Linked DNA regions of Homo sapiens: region 1 is linked to region 2. A link is an interaction called in ENCODE POLR2A ChIA-PET data of the cell type or tissue named here. Cell type or tissue: GM12878. All regions are shown on one strand. Each heading gives the region's core, and the rest is flanking DNA. Links, peaks and the distances in the headings are about the cores only. Region 1 overlaps WNK1 (WNK lysine deficient protein kinase 1). Region 2 overlaps NINJ2 (ninjurin 2).

Region 1 (2,922 bases), core at 202-2,701, 120 kb after region 2:
TGTTTGAAGGGCTTGTGTTCTCAAATTGGTGAGAAAAGGGTGGCGATTTGATACTATTTATGAACCAGACACTGTGTTTTATATATATTCTCTTTTATTCTTGTGTCATATATTCTTATGTCACCTGAATGAGGTATCAGTCCCATTTTACAGGGTGAAGAGACTGAAATGAAGTAATTTGCCAAGCTTGTGTTCAACAAACGTAGAAGTGGCAGTGGAGCCTAGATCATTCTTGTTTGTTTGTTTTTCATTTTTGTTTTAAAAGCTGAGCATGCTTCTCTTCAAACTTTATGATTACCTTGTAGTGCACGTTAAAACTAATAGCTCAGGTTGTCTGTGACCCCAAAGACAATAAAGACAGGATCTCATTCTGTGGCCCAGACTGGAGTGAAGTGGCAGGATCATGGCTTACTGCAGCTTTGAACTCCTGGGCTCAAGCAGTCCTTCCCCTTTAGCCTCCCGAGTAGCTGGGACTACAGGCATGTACCACCATGCCTGGCTAATTTTTAAAAGTTTTTGTAGAGATGGGGTCAAGCTATGTTGCTCAGGCTGGTCTCCAACTCTTGGCCACAAGTGATCCTTTGCCTCAGCCTCCCAACGTGCTGGGATTACAGGTGTGAGACACTGTGGCCTTTTTCAGTTTTCAAGCTGCTGTTTGTTGTTACATTTTAAAAATGTGAAGTTAAAGTCAGATCTCTGTGTGTGTTTGTGTGTTTGTGTGTGTGTGTGTGTGTGTGTGTGTGTGTGTTTCTTGAGATGGAGTCTCGCTTTATCCCCAGGCTGAGTGCAGTGGCGCAATCTTGGCTCACTGCAACCTCCACCTCCCAGGTTCAAGCGATTCTTCTGCTTCAGCCTCCCGAGTAGCTGGGACTACAGGTGCGTGCCACCGTGCCTGGCTAATTTTTTGTATTTTTAGGAGAGACAGGGTTTCACCATGTTGGCCAGGATGGTCTTGCTCTCTTGACCTCGTGATCTGCCCGCCTTGGCCTCCCAAAGCGCTGGGATTACAGGTGTGAGCTACCGCGCCTGGCCCAGATCTTAATGTGTTCTTGCTCTGCGTGGTGTTTGTACCTGGGCTGGTGCTTTGGGAGAGAAGTTGCATTGTATGGTTGTCCAAGGACTTCCAAGAAGACAGTAAAAGAAAATTAAGATTTATTATAAATTAGAATGTGAACTATAGAGAATTGACCCATAGTGCTATGTTTGAGTCATAATAACTGACTAGTGTTTACAAAGACTTATTCACACAGAGTAGCTATTCATTCAGAAGTGTTGAAGATAAAAAGACTGTACTAAATGACCTCTTGGTCCCTTTATTGTTACTATTCTGTGATTTATTGAGAATTATGTGTATATTTAAACTCATTCCATGATGTGCAGTGTTAACTTTTTAGTTACTTTTCTTATTGGATAAAATTAGTCAGCATCTGTGCTTTTTTTCATTTGGAGGGATTTTTTTTGTTTTTTTTTTTGTTTTTTTTTTTGAGATGGAGTCTCGCTCTGTCACCAGGCTGGAGTGCAGTGGTGCGATCTTGGCCCACTGCAGCCTCCGCCTCCTGGGTTCAAGGAATTCTGCCTCAGCCTCCTCAGTAGCTGGGACTACAGGTGCACGCCACCACGCCCAGCTAATTTTTGTATTCTTAGTAGAGACAGGGTTTCACCATGTTGGCCAGGATGGTCTCATTCTCCTGAGGTAGTGATGTGCCTGCCTCGGCCTCCCAAAGTGCTGGGATTACAGGTGTGAGCCACCGCGCCCAGCCTGGAATTTTTAAGTAGCTAAAGAATTAGATTTGTTTTTATGTGAAAGATATGATTTTGTCATAGAGTTAGGCACTTGTGTTACTTTGGACCAAACGTAGTCTGCTAGAATTTTGAGATAGAGCTAGATATGATCTACCATGGAACATAATTCAGCTATGTAATTTCTTAAGTACTAGTATATTATGAACTGGGAAGCATTTGAAGAGAAACAGTGAAAGCAAAGCTCCTGGTATTTTTCATGAAATGACAAGTGGTAAATAGTATCTATTAAAATTCACTGTAGTTGCTCAGTGAAACACATCAATAGCTACATGGTAGCTATTTAAGAAAAATAACTTACCACAGACTCAGGAAACTTTACAGTGTTTGACTTCCAACAGTTTACAGTATTTATCATCTGTGTTTGTTTGCTGTTCAGATATGGTAGATTCGTCATATTAAACACAAGCTTCATGCGGTAAATGTGACTCTAAAACATAATCCAAAACTTTGGCAGTGGATGCCTTGTTACTTTAGAAAGACTTTAAACCTCACTTTGTATTTAGTGCTCTAGCTATCAAATCTATAAGTAGTAGCTGAGTCCTGGTTACTTAAATGATTTAAATGATGATATTCTCACCTAAAAGGGCTCATTTACCAACCTAAGCAATTTCACCTTTTTGCTTATAATTAGGGTTAAATTGTGCTTAAACTGTTTACTTGACCTGTGGGAAACCAGAAGAAGGCTACTCCCTTATACTACTGAATGTTTAGAATTTTAATACCTGTGATTGTGGTTTGATGTTTTAGTTTTAAAAGGCATTGAAAATCTTGAAATTTATGTAAAATTCTCTTTTTAAATTTTTTATTATTAATTTTTTTTTCGTCTTTTCCTTTTTCTTTCTTTTTTTCTGAGACGGAGTCTCACCCTGTCACCCAGGCTAGAGTGCAGTGGCGCCATCTTGGCTCACTGCAACCTCCACCTCCCGGGTTCAAGCAGTTCTCCTGCCTCAGCCTTCCGAGTAGCTGGGATTACAGGCATGCCATCACGCCTGGCTAATTTTTATATTTTCAGTAGAGACAGGCTTTCACCATGTTGGCCAGGCTGGCCTCAAACTCCTGACCTCAACTGATCCACCTGCCTCAGCCTGCCAAAGTGCTGGGATTACAGGTGTGAGCCAC
Region 2 (2,922 bases), core at 311-2,810:
CAGTTTCTTCCAAAACTCAACACACTCTTACCATATGATCCAGCAATTGCAATCCTTGGTATCTTCCCAAATGAATTCAGAATTTGTGTTTACACAAAAACCTACACAGGCTTTTTTTTTTTTTTTTTTTTTTTTTTTTGAGGCAGAGTCTCACTCTGTCACTCAGGCTGGAGTGCAGTGGTGCGATCTCAGCTGGCTGCAACCTCCGCCTCCCGGGTTCAAGCGATTCTCCTGCCTTAGCCTCCCGAGTAGCTGGGATTACAAGCACCTGCCACCATGCCTGGCTAATTTTTGTATTTTTAGTAGAAGTGGGGTTTCACCATGTTAGCGATAGCCAGGCTGGTCTCGAACTCCTAACCTCAAGTGATCCACTCACCTCGGCCTCCCAAAGTGCTGGGATTACAGGTGTGAGCCACTGCGCCCAGCTGAGTGGCTTTATACAGAATGATACGTAATGCCAAAACTTGGAAGCAACCAAGATGTCCTTCGGTAGGTGAATAAAATAAACAGTAGTACATCCAGACACTGGAATATTATTCAGTACTTAAAAGAAATGAGCTATCAAGCCATGAAAAGAGATGGAGGAAACTTCAGTGCCATTACTGAGTGAGAGAAGGCAATCTGAAAAGGCTACATATTGTATGATTCCAGCTATGTGACACTCTGGAAAAGGCAAAACAAAAAGTCAGTCATTGCTAGGGGTTCAGAGGGGAAGGAGCAATGAAGAGGCAGAATGCAGAGGATTTTTAGGGCAGTGAAACTTCTCTATTATGCTATGCTATGCTATGCTATGCTATGCTATGCTATGCTATGCTATGCTATGCTATGCTATGCTATGCTATGCTATGCTAATGCTATGCTATGCTATACTATACTATGCTATAGCGGTGGAAACATGTTATTACGCATAGAATGTTTAACACCAAGAGTGAACCCTCATGTAAACTGTAGACTTTGGGTCATAATGATGTGTCAATGTAAGGCTCATCGGTTGTAAAAAAACAATGTACCATTTTGGTGGAGGAAGTTGATAATGGGGAGTCTATGCATGTGGGGCAAGGGGCTATATGGGAGATCTCTGGCCTTCCTTCTCCATTTTGCCATGAACCTAAAACTGCTATTACATATATAGTTGCTATTCTCTCTATATATAACTGCTATTATATATTATATATAATATATATATAATATATAACTGCTTATATATATATATGTCTTTAAAAACAATAAAACAAACAAACAAACAAAAACACTCCCAGAGTACTTTGCCTATAGACCTTCTTCTATTCATAAGTGTTTTTACCTCCACTCCCATCTCATTCTATCTGTATCTCGCTCTACTTAACCTGAGCTATACTGAATTTGCATTCGGTTTGGACAAGTCTTAGTTCCTCTTTTGGCAGATCATCTTCACATTTCCATCAACATGCAGCACAGGTGGAAAAAAAGGGGCCAATAACTGGATCTGCCTGGGGAATCTGGAAGCCCAAGAGGAGCTGCATTTTGGGAAGGAGCCAGGCTAGGGGCTTAAACTCTGTACTTGGGGGTAGGGTTGCAACACTGGCTCGAAGGGGAAGAAAGGGATTATCCTCAACCTTTCACACATCCAGACTCTGGGAGATGCGCAGGCTTAGCTCCCTGGCAGGGCTACCAGTGAAGGCAGGGAGAAGGGCAGAGGCTTGGAGGCCACAGCCACAGGCCATAGAACAGAAGGAGCAGCTCCAGGCATCCAGCTGGTGGAGGCCACCTGCCCTGAGTGCTGTGCGCCACTCTTCACAGCCAGCTGTGCTGCTGCTACCCATCCCAGTCTCACAGGTCTTGACCTGGAGATACATTTGCAACATTGATTATAGAGGCTCAAGTTAATGTTATTTTAGATTAGAGTTTCCCAAACTTCAGTTGTGCCATGTTCAGGGTTTCAACGTCTCAGTGCAGTAGTAGGTGCGGGCACACACACCTGTGATCCATGTCACCCAGGGCTGCCGTACTTCTGAACAGGTCAGACAGAAACAGTTACTAAGACATTGAGGGTATGCCCAGGTCATGTGCAAGGACTGTATAAAGGTGTCAAAAAACTTCCTGCCACTTACTTGAGGCTCATCCTAAGCAATAAAAATGTTGGAATTGCCTGGACATGTGGCTCATGCCTGTAATCCCAACACTTTGGGAGGCCAAGACAGGAAGATCACTTGAGACCAGCAGTTAGAGACCAGCCTGGGCAATACAGTGAGACCCCAATCACTAAAAAAAGAAAAAAAAAATTAGCTGGGCATGGTAGTGCACATGTGTGGTCCCAGCTATTTAGGAGGCTGAGGCAGGAGGATAACTTGGGCCCAGGAGGTTAAGGCTGCAGTGAGCCAAGATTGCACCACTGCACTCCTGCCTGTGTGACACAGCAAGATCCTGTCTGTTAAAAAAAAAAAAAAAAAAAAAAGGAATCACAGGTCTGATAAGTTGTTATGCTTTCTTTCTTTTTTCTTTTCTTTTTTTTTTTTTTGAGACAGAGTCTCAAAAGTGCAGTGGCACGATCTCCGCTCACCACAACCTCTGCCTCCCAGGTTCAAGCAACTCTCCTGCCTCAGCCTCCTGAGTAGCTGGGACTACAGGCGTACACCACCACGCCTAGCTAATTTTTGTATTTTTAGTAGAGACAGGGTTTCACTATGTTGGCCAGGATGGTCTGCAACCCCTGACCTCGTGATCCGCCCACCTCAGACTCCCAAAGTGCTGGGGTTACAGGCGTGAGCCACCTAGCCCGGCCCTGTTATGCTCTTTCTAATGAATACTGAAACTATAAAGATGGCCAGCTATGGTGGCTCACACCTGTAATCCCAGCACTTTGGGAGGCCGAGGCTTGTGGATCATTTGAGGTCAGGAGTGCAAGACTAGCCTGGCCAATATGATGAAACCCTGTCTCTACTA

What was found. Peaks named below come from ENCODE experiments on the same cell type or tissue, not always from the same donor. Only the 100,000 strongest peaks of a DNase experiment are listed, where the experiment ranks them.
Region 1: POLR2A ChIA-PET joins it to region 2 with 12 read pairs; 5 of 35 experiments call an interaction of 5 or more read pairs at or near these places.

What each region holds. Positions count from the first base shown.
Region 1 is chr12:775,698-778,619 of GRCh38, forward strand. The region is part of intron 1 of WNK1 (WNK lysine deficient protein kinase 1); the gene reads left to right. Among named protein-coding and RNA genes, the nearest start is that of WNK1, 25 kb to the left of the region's middle. In GM12878, for the core only: no CTCF peak of the experiment used is centred there; no DNase peak of the experiment used is centred there.
Region 2 is chr12:657,878-660,799 of GRCh38, forward strand. The region is part of intron 1 of NINJ2 (ninjurin 2); the gene reads right to left. Among named protein-coding and RNA genes, the nearest start is that of NINJ2, 4.1 kb to the right of the region's middle. In GM12878, for the core only: no CTCF peak of the experiment used is centred there; a DNase peak (open chromatin) is centred at 1,393.